2 separate regions of the Homo sapiens genome follow, and region 1 is linked to region 2. A link is a contact called in ENCODE Hi-C or POLR2A ChIA-PET data. All regions are on one chromosome and are shown on one strand. The core of a region is the stretch at or near the end of the contact, and the rest is flanking DNA. Distances in the headings are between cores, read along the strand shown. Region 1 overlaps RAPGEF6 (Rap guanine nucleotide exchange factor 6). Region 2 overlaps RAPGEF6 (Rap guanine nucleotide exchange factor 6).

What was found. Hi-C counts contacts between places; a loop is a spot of excess contacts on that map. ChIA-PET counts read pairs that join two places held with the same protein, here RNA polymerase II (POLR2A). Pooled maps may share reads with other maps.
Region 1: a pooled map shows a loop between it and region 2 (3-fold over the local background). The contact joins two enhancer-like sites. A Hi-C loop is called at or near these places in 3 of 168 maps with a recorded cell type or tissue (CD4-positive, alpha-beta memory T cell, breast epithelium and naive thymus-derived CD4-positive, alpha-beta T cell) and 7 of 50 pooled maps. POLR2A ChIA-PET finds 5 or more read pairs at or near these places in 6 of 52 experiments (CD4-positive, alpha-beta T cell, CD8-positive, alpha-beta memory T cell, T-cell and 3 more).

The regions. Positions count from the first base shown.
Region 1 is chr5:131,593,490-131,600,661 of GRCh38, reverse strand. All of the region lies in intron 3 of RAPGEF6 (Rap guanine nucleotide exchange factor 6), which reads left to right. Among named protein-coding and RNA genes, the nearest start is that of RAPGEF6, 38 kb to the left of the region's middle. Within about 2 kb of position 5,046, at least 3 of the 41 ENCODE cell types and tissues checked have a DNase peak (open chromatin) inside an H3K27ac peak, as active enhancers do.
Region 2 is chr5:131,512,064-131,518,669 of GRCh38, reverse strand. The region is part of intron 7 of RAPGEF6 (Rap guanine nucleotide exchange factor 6); the gene reads left to right. Among named protein-coding and RNA genes, the nearest start is that of RAPGEF6, 120 kb to the left of the region's middle. Within about 2 kb of position 4,254, at least 4 of the 41 ENCODE cell types and tissues checked have a DNase peak (open chromatin) inside an H3K27ac peak, as active enhancers do.

The DNA.
Region 1 (7,172 bases), core at 3,797-6,296, 81 kb before region 2:
TTCCTTCCTTCCTTCCTTCGCTCCCTCCTCCTCTCCTCTTCTCTCCTCTTCTCTCCCCTCCCTTCCCCTCCCCTCTCCTCTCCTCTCTTTTCCCTCCCTCCCTCCCTCCCTTCCTTCCTTCCTTCCTTCCTTCTCGTTAGTTCTTTTCGTCTCACCATGTCACCCAGGTTGGAGTGCAGTGGCGCGATCTCGGCTTACTACAACCTCCGCCTCCTGGGTTCATACGATTCTCCTGCCTCAGCCTCCGAAGTAGCTGAGACTACAGGCGCGTGCCACCACGTCTGGCTAATTTTTGTATTTTTAGTAGAGATGGGGTTTCACCACATTGGCCAGGCTGGTCTTGAACTCGTGACCTCAGGTGATCTGCCTGCCTCGGCCTCCCAAAGTGCTGGGATTACAGGCATGAGCCACTGCGCCCAGCCTCATTACATGTTAACACAATTAACATTTATGAGAAAGAACTATTTTCATAAAAGATTTAATTATAGTTTAGCAAATCTAATATCTTTCTGACATTAATCGGATTGTCATATCTGTTGCATTCAGTCTGTTGTGATATATTTTTTGAATGAAAGAAATCTTCATACAGAGAAGTTGTTAAAACAAAAAAAAATGCGGGAAAGTTCTTTTCAGATAAGTTGGGTATTCTTCTTTAAAACAGTACCAAAACTTGACAGGTTGCTTACAGATTAGTTTCAGTATGGGGTCTGAGACTTTATCCATGAACTTTTTACTGTGTTGCATTAGAAACAATTGGTCTATCTTGCACATTGAATAAATCATTTCTCTATGTTTGATTTTTGTAATGCCATGCGTTGGCCATTTGGAAAATATTCATGGTCCTGGTGTATGTAGTTTTTCTCATTTTGGCACTTTAAAAAAAAATTTATCAAAAATGGCATTGCTAATATCACCACCAGCCTCTTCTGAAAAGTTTAGGGAAGTGTCAAGCTCACAGTAATGGATACAAATTTTCTAAAATGTAAATTGTTGATTGAAGGCATGGATTTTATTATTGGCAAGATTCATTAGGTATCCCTATGGACATCCAGTTGATCCAGCACCATTTATTGAAAAACTATCTTTTTCTCTCTTGCGCTGCAGTGTCCACTTTGTGTTAAATTAAGTGACCCCGTGTGTGTAGGTGTGTGTGTGTGTATCTCTGTGTGGTCTCTTTATTTTGCTCAATTGTTTATTGCTCATTTGTTTATTGTTTATTTTGCTCATTTGTTTATTTTGCTCATGCCTGTGTTCATGCAAGTACTGCACTGTCAAGCTGTGTAGTTTGAGTTTTTTTGTTTGTTCGTTTTGTTGTTGTTGTTGTTTTTTGTTTTTGAGACAGAGTCTCACTCTGTCACCCAGGCTGGAGTGCAGTGGCAAAATCTCGGCTCACTGCAACCTCTGCATCCTGGGTTCAAGCGATTCTCATGCCTCAGCCTCCCGAGTAGCTGGGACCACAGGCGTGGACCACCATGCCCGGCTACTTTTTGTATTTTTAGTAGAGACAGGATTTAGTAAAGACGGGGTTTCACCACGTTGGCCAGGCTGGTCTCAAACTCCTGGCATCAAGTAATCCGCCCGTCTCTGCCTCCCAAAATGCTGAAATTACAGGCGTGAGCCCCCACGCTCGGCCTAAGCTGTGTGTTTTGATATCTGATAGCATGAGTTTGTATTCAGTAGAGTAACTCAGGCTTGTACTCAGGCTTGTTCTTCAAGATTGTCTTGGCTATCACTGTTGCTTTGCCTTTCTGTGTAAATTCTAGAATCAGCTTGTCAATTTCCACACACAGTTATACACAAGAAAGCCTTTGGGAGGCTGTGGGCTTTGGATTAGGATAGCATTAAATCCATAAATCAATTCAGAGAGAAATGACGTTGTTACAATGAATCTGTCAATCTGCAAACATGTATATTCTTCCATTTATTTAGTCTTCTTTAATTCTTCACAGCAGTGTTTTAGGAGGGTGTTTTTCCAACATAAACAGTTTGAGCAGTTTTTTCTGTAACACTTTTAAGATGTTTTATCATGTTCTTGCTTCTATTTATGTTGAAGACTCAGTAATCAGTGTTCTTGTTACTCCTTTGCAGTTAATATGTTTTTTCCTCTGACTGCTTCTGAGATTTTTCTTGCTTTTTGCTTTTCAGCAGTTTTGTCTAATGTTGCTAGGTATGGTTTTCTTTGGATTTATTCTGTTTAGGGTTTATAGATCTTCATGATACCCTGATTTGATATCTTTCATCGATTTTGGAAAATTCTTACAGAGTATTTTAAAAATTATTGCTTCTGTCCTGTTTTCTCTTTCCTCCTTCCTGCTTTATTTTGTCCCATATTTCCTTTACACTGTTTTCCATCTTCCCGTCCTTTTTTCTGTCTGTGTTTCAGTCTCCCATTTTCTACTGCCTTATTTTCTAATTTGTGAATTTCTGTCTTCTGCTGTTTCTAGTCTAAAATACCCACTCATGTGAATTTTTAAGTTTTAATTGTAGTTTTTCAATTCTAGATTTTCATTTCTGTTTCATAGATACCAGTTCTTTGGTTGAATCCATCATCTGTTTTCCTTTTTTCTTGAACGTAATAAATATAGCAGGTTTTTTTTCTGTTGGTTTTAGGTTATTTGGTCTCATTTCCAGCAATGTTGATACTTTTTTTAACTTTTTAATCGACACATTATAGTTGTGTATATTTATGGAGTACAAGTTGGTATTCCAATACAGTTATGTGTTATATAATATACAAATTAGGGTAGTTAGCATATCCATCACCTCATACATTTAATCATTTTTTGGTGGTGAAAACATTCAAAAGCCTCTCTTCTAGCTATTTTGTAATATACAGTACTTTACTGTTAACCATAATAATCCTACTGTGCAATGGAACACCAGAATTTATTTTTCTTATTTTGTTGTAACTTTGTACCCACTACCCAACCTCTCCTCATCTTTCTCTCCCACCTCCCCACTCCAGTCTCTGGTAACCACAGTTCTACTCCACTTCTATGGTATCAACTTTTTATTTTTTAGATTCCACGTATAAGTGATATTCTGCAGTATTTGCCTCTCTATGTCTGTCTTATTTCACTTAACATAATATCCTCCAGTTCCATCCATATTGCTGCAAATGACAGGATTTCATTCTTTTCATGGCTGAATGATACTCTATTGAGTATATATACCCCATTTTCTTTATCTGTTCATTCATTGTTGGACACTTGGGTTGAGTCTGTATTTTGGCTATTGTAAAATATGGGAGTGCAGATATTTCTGTAACATACTGATTTCATTTCCTTTGGATATGTATCCAGTAGTAGGATTGCAGGATTACCTAGAAGTTCCATTTTTTTTTTTTTTAGTAACCTCCATATTGTTTTCCATAATAACTACTAATTTACGTTCCCACCAACAGTGTATAAGTGTTCCCTTCTCCTGAAATCCTCGCCAACACTTGTTTTCGTCTTTTTGATGGTAGCCATTCTCACTGGAATGAAGTGGTGTCTTGTTGTGATTTGAGTTTGCATTTCCCTGATGATTAGTTTATTTGAATATTTTTTTATATACCTATTGGCTATTTTTATGTCTTTTCAGAAATGTCTGTTGAGCTATTTTGCCCATTTTTAATCAGTTTTTTTTTGCTATTAAGTTTTTTATATATTCTGGATATTAACCCATTGTCAGAGGTATAGTTTGCAATTCTCTCCTATTTCTGTAGGTTGTCTATTCATTTTGTCAGTTGTTTCCTTTGCTGCGCAAAAACTTTTTAGTTTGATGTAATCAGATTTATCTGTTTTTGTTTCTGTTGCCTGTGTTTTGAGGTCTTCGCTTTAAAAATCCTTGCCTAGCACAGTGTTGTATAGCATTTTCCCCTATTTTCTTCCAGTAGATTTCGTGGTTTCAGGTTTCACATTTAAGTCTTTAATCCATTTTGAGTTGATTTTTGTATATAGTGAGAGGTAGGAGTTTAGTCTTATTCTTCTGCAAGGAGATATACATTTTCTAAGTGTCTTTGGCACCTTTTTTGAAAATCAGTTGTCTGTTTAATTCTGGGATATCCATTCTGCTCTATTGGTCTGTTTTTATGTCAGTACCATGCTTTTTTGGTTGCAGTAGCTTTGTAGTATATTTTGAGGTCTATCGATCTGTCCATTGCTGAAAGTAGGGTATTTGCATTCCCTGCTATTACTCTATTATAGTCTGTCTCTCCCTTTATATCTAATGATATTTGCTTTACAAGCTTGGGCACTCCAGTGTTTGGGGTGTGTGTGTTAATATATACTGTAAATATATATATGAGACACAAATATATATTATATAATGATTATATAATATATATTATAAATAATGTAATTGTTATATCTTCCTGTTGAATTGATCCCTTTATCATTATATAATCACCTTTTCTGTCTCTTTTTACAGTTTTTGACTTAAAGTAAGCATGGCTACTCCTGTTTGCTTTGGCTTTCCATTTGCATGGATGTCTTTTTCTATCCTTTAACTTTTTTTTTTTTTTTTATATGATGGAGTCTCGCACTGCTCCCCAGGGTGGAGCACAGTGGTGCGACCTTGGCTCACTGCACCCTCTGCCTCCTGTGTTCAAGCGATTCTTGTGCTTCAGCCTCCCAAGTAGCTGGTATTACAGGCGCGTACCACCACACCCAGCTAATTTTTGTATTTTTTAGTAGAGACAGGGTTTCGCCATGTTGGCCAGGCTGGTCTTGAACTCCTGACCTCAAGTGATCTGCCTGTCTCAGCCTCCCAAAGTGCTAGGATTACAGGCATAAGCCACTGCACCCAACCTCTGTCCCTTAACTTTCAATCTATGTCTTTAACAGTGAGGTGAGTCTGTTATACGCAGCATACATTTGGGTTTTATTATCCATTCAGCCATTCTATATCTATTAATTGGAGGAGCTTACCCAGTTACATTCAAGGCTGTTATTTATAGGTAAGGATTTATTCCTGCCTTTGTGTTAATGGTTTTCTGGTTGTTTTATAGATTTTTTTTTCTGTAGCCTTCTTTCTCTCTTGTTCATCTCTGTGGTTTTGTGGCTCACTGTGGTGCTATACTTTGTTTCCTTTCTCTTTCTCCTTTGTGTATCTGCTGTACTTACTTTATGTTTACTATAGAGCTAGCATAAAGACTCTTGTTATAATGCACTATTTTAAGCTGATAGCAAATTAACTTTGGTCTCTGTATTACTCCATTCTCACGCTGTCATAAAGAACTACCTGAGACTGGGTAATTTGTGAAGAAAAGAGGTTTAATTTACTCACAGTTCCACAGGCTTCACAGGAAGCATGAGTGGGAGGTCTTAGGAAACTTACAATCACAGCAGAAGGTGAAGGGGAAACAAGCACTCCTTACCACGGTGAGCAGGAGACAGAGAGAGAATGCGATGGGGGGAAATGCCACACTTAAACCATCAGATCTTGTGGAACTCACTGTCATGAGAACAGCATGGGGGAAAATCTGTCCCCATGATCCAGTCGCCTCCCACCAGGTCCCTCCCCTGACACATGAGGATTACAATTCAACATGAGATTTGAGTGGGGACATAGAGCCAAACCATATTATTCCACCACTGGCCCCTCCCAAATCTCATGTCCTTCTCACATTTGAAAACCAATCATGCCTTCCCAGCAGTCCCCCAAAGTCTTAACTCAATCCAGCATTAACTTAAAAGTCCAAGTCCAAAGTCTCATCTGAGACATGGGAAGTCCCTTCCACCTATGAGCCTGTAAAATCAAAAACAAGTTACTTCCAAAATACAATGGAGATACAGGCATGGGGTAAATGCTCCTGTTCCAAATGGTAGAAATTGGCCAAAATAAAGGGGCTACAGGTCCCATGCTAGTCCGAAACCCAGCAGGGCAGTCATTAAATCTTAAAGCTTCCAAATAACCTCCGTTGACTCCATGTCTCACATCCAGGGCACCCTGAGGCAAGTGGTGGGCTCCCAAGGCCTTGAGCAGCTCTGCCCCTGTGGCTCTGCAGGGTACAGCCCCTGTGGCTACCTTCATGGGCTGGCGTTGAGTGCCTGTGGCTTTTCTAGGCTCCTAGTGCAAACTGTGGTTCTACCATTCTGGGGTCTGAAGGACAATGGCCCCCTTTTCGCAGCTCCACTAGATAGTGCCCCAGTGGGGACTCTGTGTGGGGGCTCCAACCCCACATTTTCCCTCTGCACTGCCCTAGTGGAGGTTCTCCATGAGGGCTCTGCCTCTACAGCACACTTCTTCCTGGACATCCAGGCATTTCCATACATCCTCTGAAATCTGGGCAGAGATTCCCAAACCTCAACTTTTGACCTCTGCGTACCCGCAGGCCCAACACCATGTGGAAGCCGCCAAGGCTTGAGGCTTGCAGCCTCTGATTCAATGGCTTGAGCTATACTGTTGGCCCCTTTTGGCCACACAGTTTTAAACTAGCAAATCTTGTGAGAGCTCACTATCATGAGAACAGCATGCGGTAAATCTGCCCCCAGATGGAGCTGGAGCAGCTGGGATGCAGGGTACCATGTCCTGAGGCTACACAGAGTAGCAGGGTCCTGGGCCCAGCCCATGAATCATTTTTGGTTGGCCTCTGGGCCTGTGATAGGAGAGGCTGCCTTGAAAGACTCTGAAATGCCCTGGAAACATTTTCCCCATTGTGTTGGCTATTAACATTTGGCTCCTTTTGTGCACATTTCTGCAGCGGGCTTGAATTTCTCCCCAGAGAATGGGGTTTTCTTTTCTACCACATTATCAGGCTGCAAATTTTCTAAACTTTTATGCTCTGCTTCCCTTTAAAATATAAGTTCCAGTTTCAGATAATCTCTTTGTTCATGCATATGAACGTACACTTTTAGAAACAATCAGATCACCTCTTGAATGCTTTGCTGCTTAGAAATTTCTTCTCCCAGATACCCTAAATCATGTCTCAAGTTCTAAGTTCCATAGATCTGTAGGGCAGGGGCAAAATGCCACCAGTCTAATTGCTAAAGCATAGCAAGAGTGACCTTTACTCCAGTTTCCAGTAAGTTCCTCATCTCCATCTGAGATCACCTCAGCCTGGACTTCATTGTTTATATCACTTATCAGTATTTTGGTCAAAAGCATTCAACAAGTCTCTAGGAAGTTCCAAACTTTTCCACATCTTTTCTGTCTTTTTCTGAGTCCTCCAAACCATTCCAGCCTCTGCC
Region 2 (6,606 bases), core at 3,005-5,504:
AGTCCCAGCACTTTGGGAGGCAGAGGTGGGCGGATCACCTGAGGTCGGGAGTTCAAGACCAGCCTGATCAACATGGAGAAACCCTCTCTCTACTAAAAATAAAAAATTAGCTGGGGTGATGGAGCATGCCTGTAATCCCAGCTACTCAGGAGGCTGAGGCAGGAGAATCACTTGAACCCAGGAGGCGGAGGTTGCGGTGACCCAAGATCACGCCATTGCACTCCAGCCTGGGCAACAAGAGTGAAACTCCGTCTCCAAAAAAAAAAAAAATTTCAAACTCTGACATAACAGTTAACTTTAGGACCATAGCCAAAAGATAGAAACAGCATAAACGCCAAAATAAAAAGAAGCCAATAAAGATAAACACAAAAGGAAAAAAATCAAAATCATAAAAATATACACCTACATACTTATATATTTTTTATATCTCATATGTATAAAATCTTATATATCATATCTATGAGATAAGTAGGTATTTTTAACATTTTATTTATATTTCGTTAAATAAATATATATACCTGTATACTTAAATATGTTATACTTGTAGATACAGAATGTAAATCCGAGTTCAAGAACACCAGTTAGTAACAGTGTTTTTCTACTAGTGGTGGGTTTGTGGGTAGTTTTTATTATGTTTCTTAAACGAACATTTTTATTTATTTAACAAATATTAAGGAGGACGTAAATAGATTGTATAGTTAAAAGTTGAAAAAAAAATTGGAAAATATTTAAAGGAGAGTAAAAGGAATAAACACAGAATTATAATAGATTGATAAGATATACCCTCCAAAGTACAAGATTTCTATAATTTTAATCCATGGGTAAGAGAAATGTCTAACTAAATTTTGTGTGTGTGTGTGTGTGTGTGTGTGTGTGTGTGTGTGTGTGTACATGCGCGAATGTTTCCAATCAGATCCTCGGGAATAAACAAGGAGAAGAATTAAATATCAGTACTGGACCCTTGATCTTTCCTTTCACCTTAGGCTGCCTTTAGATTCCCTTTTGGAGCTATGAATATACCCCTTAGTTACAGGTGTACATTGCCAATGTATGTATCTTAGCCTGGGATAGCTGAAGTGATTTGTCTAGTTATTTGAATTTTAGCATTTGAGAGATTTTTTAAGTGAACACCTAGCCTTTAACACCATAAGAAAAGCCTTGTGAAATGATAGAAGTATTTTTAATTTGGACAGTTGAGGGGAAGATATCCTAACAGCAATTTTTTTTTAGTGTTTCTGCTTTTATTCTTCTAGAAATTTAGAAACGTTTCAAGTGAAATCCAGCTTTTTTTGTGGGGCAGAAGACTATATATAGATTAATTTGGGCATTTTTTTCTAACGTGGAGTCTTCTTATCCAGAAAAATGGATGTCTCCCCAATTTTTAAAAATAATTTCAACTTTTATTTTAGATGCAGGGGGGTACATGTGCAGATTTCTTACATAGTATATTGCGTGGTGCTGAGTGTTTGGGGTTCGAATGATCCCATCACCCAGATAGTGAGCATAATACCCATTCGGTGGTTTTTCAGCCCTTGCCCCTCTCTCCCTGCCCTAATAGACCCCAGTGTCTGGTGTTCCTATCTTTAGGTCCATGTGTACCCAATTGTTAGCGCCCACTTATAAGTAAGAACATGCGGGATTTGGTTTTCCTGACAGCAGTTCTTAACAGGAAAACTGTTTACACTGTTTTATATGGCCAAATGTGTGGCTACACTTCTATGCATTTCCTTCTTGAGAGTTTTCATGTCTTCTGGTCTAAAAATAAAAGCCCTTGGCCCTCAAAGAAACTTCAAAATATAGCATGTACTATAGTGTGGAGGGAAAAAAAGGCAAATCAATGATTCCAGTGTGAATGTGTTTCTAATCAGCATAGATTAAAATTTTAAAGTATACATTAAGGTGTAAGAGTGTTCTTAGATAGAATATTTTCTGCATCTTCAAAGAGTATTCAAGAGAATAAGGAGTACTTCTTTCTAGATTCCTTTTTCTATTTATTTCAGTCTTTTCCATGAGCTGGAAAACTGTGAAATATTGACTCTTGAACAAAAGCATGTTGTCTTTTTGTTAACTCATTCTTAAACAACTCCAGACACACATTTATCCACCACCTACCTTTTCAGTTTCTATATAGGCAGTAAGCGTGTTCTTAAAAATCCCAAGACTTCAGTTACCACCTCTATGGCAACATGATTTCCTAATGCACAGCTCGGAGTGCCAATCTCTTCAGAACTCTGGTGCCACGTTTTCACCAGTATGTTCTTTTGTCAACTCAAGTCACCACATGTTCTCTTACACCTTTCTTTAATATTTCTGTTAAGAATATCATCTGAGGCTGGGTTCGGTGGATCACTTGAGGTCAGGAGTTTGAGACCAGCCTGGCTAACATAGCAAAACCCCATCTCTACTAAAAATACAAAAAAAAGTAGCCACGTGCGGTGGCGCATGCACCAGCTACTCAGGAGGCTGAGGCAAGAGAATCGCTTGAACCCAGGAGGCAGAGGTGCAGTGAGCCAAGATCGCACCACTGCACTCCAGCCTGGGTGACAGAGAAAGACTCCGTCACAGAAAAAAAAAAAAAAAAAAAAAAAAAAAAAAAAAAAAAAAAAAAAAAAAAAAAAAAAAAGGATATCATCTGAGTCCTAGTCAAAATCTGTTATCATCTTTTGACTATCATTTTTAAACTCCCACTTGAAATAAATTGCTCTGATTTTTAATTACTCTTGTATTTAAAAAGCTTTAATTCTTCACTGTTATCTAAATTACACTCTTAATTTTAAATTCCAAGCCTTTTACCTCTAACTACAATGTAGTTTTATATTTTACTGTTCCCCCACTTACACATTCTAGATTCTGCCCCATCACATATGTACGTTATTCCCTGAACATGTCTGCCTTTTCCTAGTCTTGTGTTTTAATCATGCTCTTCTACCCGTAGCTTCATGAAGATGACATTTTCATGTTATCTCCCATGTCTTTCCAACAAGAAGAAATGTCTCCTTCCTTGGAATCCCTCAGCAGTTTTTCTCTCGGACATGTCACTTTTTCTCTCTGCTTTTTTTGGTAGTTACTTGTAAACTTGACATTTTTCATCACCAGAGTAAATTTATGGAGTGCAGAGTTGATGTCTTAAATTTGTATCCCATGGTGAGTCAGGCACAGTGTTGGCATTTAGGAAGTACTCTAGAAATTCTTTTTTTGCACTGAATTATATTTGAAAGTAGAAACCAATATTGGCTTCAAGGAAAATGCAGATCTCTGCTAACTAAAACTTTATTATCCAGGGCAAAAGAGACTTGATTTTGCCTGCCTGCCGTGTTGTAGAGGTTATGAAATGGGTCAACCTGGACTGAAAGATTAACTTCATAGAGTTCTAACCCTGACCAGGAAGACCTAAGAACTAAATGGTCCATGAAAAGGTTAAATGAAATACTAAAGATGGGAATACAGAAAAGAGAGGCACTGAAAGTCTAAGGCTTAACACTTGCCCTAAATTTGAAAATGTGGTTTTTGTAAGTTTGTATAACTCTTAGTTCCAACCTATAGTTCTCTTCATTGTAGCTTCATGTTTATCTAGATGGAAACAGGAAAAGGATATCCTCTGGTGGTTTATTTGGGGAAGGCCGAGTCATCAGAAAATCACCTCAGACTGTCTGCCTCACCAAATTATATTTATGTATACAGAGACACATTCATATGTCAGGAAAAGAAAAAAGTTTCATGCTGTCTTAATCCTATCACCAATATATATATTTTTCCTGGACTTAACTCATTTATCATAATTAAGGGTCTGATATGTCCCAGGTGCTAGGATAAATTAATTGAAAGGCTGGGGATGAGTCTTCTGTGTACCCTACCTTCACGAATACGGAGTGTCTTTTGACCCACATATTTCCACTCGTGGTATTATGATATGAGTCTCTAAGGCTTTATTAATTTTTTTTTGGCTTTTTTCTCATCTCTACTTCAGATTGGGTAGCTTTTGTTGCCCTTTCTTCAAATTTATTCTTCTTACAGTTTATATCTCCTTACTGAGATTATCCATTTTTCCTCTAATTGTTTTTCTTCTAAATTCTTGAACTTATTTGTAGTAAATGTTGAAAGTTCTTGTCTCTTACTTTCATTATCTCTATCATTATCGAGTCTCTTTATAGTGGTTTGTTTCCTGTTTATAGGTCACATTTCCCTGCTTCACTTATGTAGTAAGTTTTTATTGTATGCTGAACATTGTGGATATTACGTTGAAAAAAATTCTTACCTAATTATTATAGAATTAAACTTTCTGCCCAGGAACTGCATCTTCAGAAGTATCATGCAGTGACTTCTTGTCCTGTGGTCATAATCATATCTACCTTTCTCTTAAGGACCTGACTTTCCTTTGTTTAATCAAGGAGTTGGTCTTTACATTTTTAAAAATTCATTTTAAGTTTAAAAAAATCCCTTTAAATTTCTTAGCATGTTTTTGAACAGTCTTATTTTTTATTCTTAATTCCTGTTTTATCACCTTATGCTCATGTATACTCTTAATATTTTAATAGTTTAATGTATTTTCTTAACTAATTTTATTCTTTTTATACTACTATGTAAAAAGTAGAGGTATAAGAAAGGTAGTTGTGGTTTTTGGGGGGTTTTGGTTTTGGTTTTTGAGACACGTTCTCACACTGTCACCCAGGCTGGAGTGCAGCAGCAAGATCTCGGCTCACTGCAGCCTCTGCCTCCAAGGCTTAAGCAATCCTCCCACCTCAGCCTCCTGAGTAGCTGGGAGTGCAGGCATGTGCCACCACACCCGGCTAATGCCACCACACCCGGCTAATTTTTGTATTTTTTTGTAGAGACAGGGTTTCTCCGTGTTGCCCAGGCTGGCCTCAAACTCCTAGGCTCAAGCGATCTGCATGCCTCAGCCTCCCAAAGTGCTGAGATTACAGGCAGGAGCCATTGTGCCTGGCTTAGAAAGACAAATTGTAAGGGTAGATTATATTCTTTCCTTTGCAGTTGGTATTAAAAGGTTCCTAAAAAAGTTCTTTTAGTAGCCTTCTCTCAGTCCCAACCCATGACTTCCATTCTTCCTAAAGAGCTATCTCCTTAATTGTCTTTGCTTCTCATGCAGATGATAATTAGCCTTCTCTACTGTCCATATAACTAAATTCCATCTTGCCTTTTTATGTTGTGAGCCATCTATCTTTTTATCCAACATAATCTAAAATATGGGAATGAGACCAGATTGAAATAATCTGGGTCAGGGGATGAAAACCTTAGATTAAGATGAAGACAGAGTGATTTAAAAACCTGAATTTTTAATGCAGATTACACTTAAAAATTGATAAAATAGAAAAGGGATATACTAGGAGTGAGCTCTCCTGCATATTGAGAAATTAAATTGTGTAGAAAATACTGCTTTAGGTTTTTTCCCAGTCGTTTCTTAGATTAAATCAGTGTATATAAATAAGGTTTTTGGAAAGTCTTTTTAGCATGTACACATATTTAAATTTAAAACTACTTGTCTTTAAAAAAGGATTATAACCTGCAAACAAGTTTGTGGTTCTATGTATTATTCAGAAATATACTCCGTTTAAACCCTGTAATTTCATAGCCAGTAAACAACTCAGAGCGTACTAGTCAGTCATGAGATACAGTTGCCCCTATATGATCCTGTCTTAGTCCATTCAGGCTGCTGTAACAAAATACTGTAGACTGGGGGGTAGCTTATAAACACCAGAAATTTATTTCTCACTATTCTTGAGGCTGGAAAGTTTAAAGATCAAGGCACCAGCAAGCAGATTTGGTGTCTGGTAAAAGACCTCTTTCTGATTGTTAGAGGTACCTTCTAACTGTAGCTTCACAGAGTAGAAGGGGAGAATGAGCTCCCTCAGGCTTCTTATATACTAATCCCATTCGTGAGAGTTCTCATGACCTAATCACTTCCCAAAGGCCCCACTTCATAATTCCATCACTCAAAATAAGAATTTTGAGGAGGTACAAACATTCAGACAATCGCAGACCCTTAAGAACTAGCTTGTCTAATTTAAAGATCACAATTTGAGTATTTAGTCTAGATTGTTAAATGACTATTACTTAAAGCTGTGCAGAAATCCAAAGGAAGTATAAGACATGGTCTTAGGAAACAGATCCAGACTCTTCTAGTTGTAGGTGTCAGAGCCTTAACTTGAATTAACAAAAGCCAAAAGGCCAGTGCCTGTGGTCCTAGCTACTAGGGAGGCTGAGGCTACAGTGAGCTGTGATCATACCACTGCACAACTTGGGTGACAGAGTGAAACCCTGTCTTTAAAAAAAAAAAAAAGAAGAAAAAAAATGTAAAGCCAAAAGGTTAGTTTATTGACCACCAGAGAAAGCAGAGGCAACTCTAGCCTCAGGGTACCTGGATGCTTGCAGGTACGTCTGCCCCGTCTGCCTGTTTCTGGTCTTTTGGCTCCGTACGGCTTGCTTATTTTTCCTTGCTTGCTTGCTTTGTGACACTTTCTGTCACAAATGCTCTTTGCAGCACATGCTGTGCTCTTTCTTTCTCTGCCCTGCATGCTCTGTTTCTGTTGCTTTGTTGCTCTGAGTCTTTGTTTGACTCTCTTGTTCAGTGTCCTCCTCCCCATTCCCTTT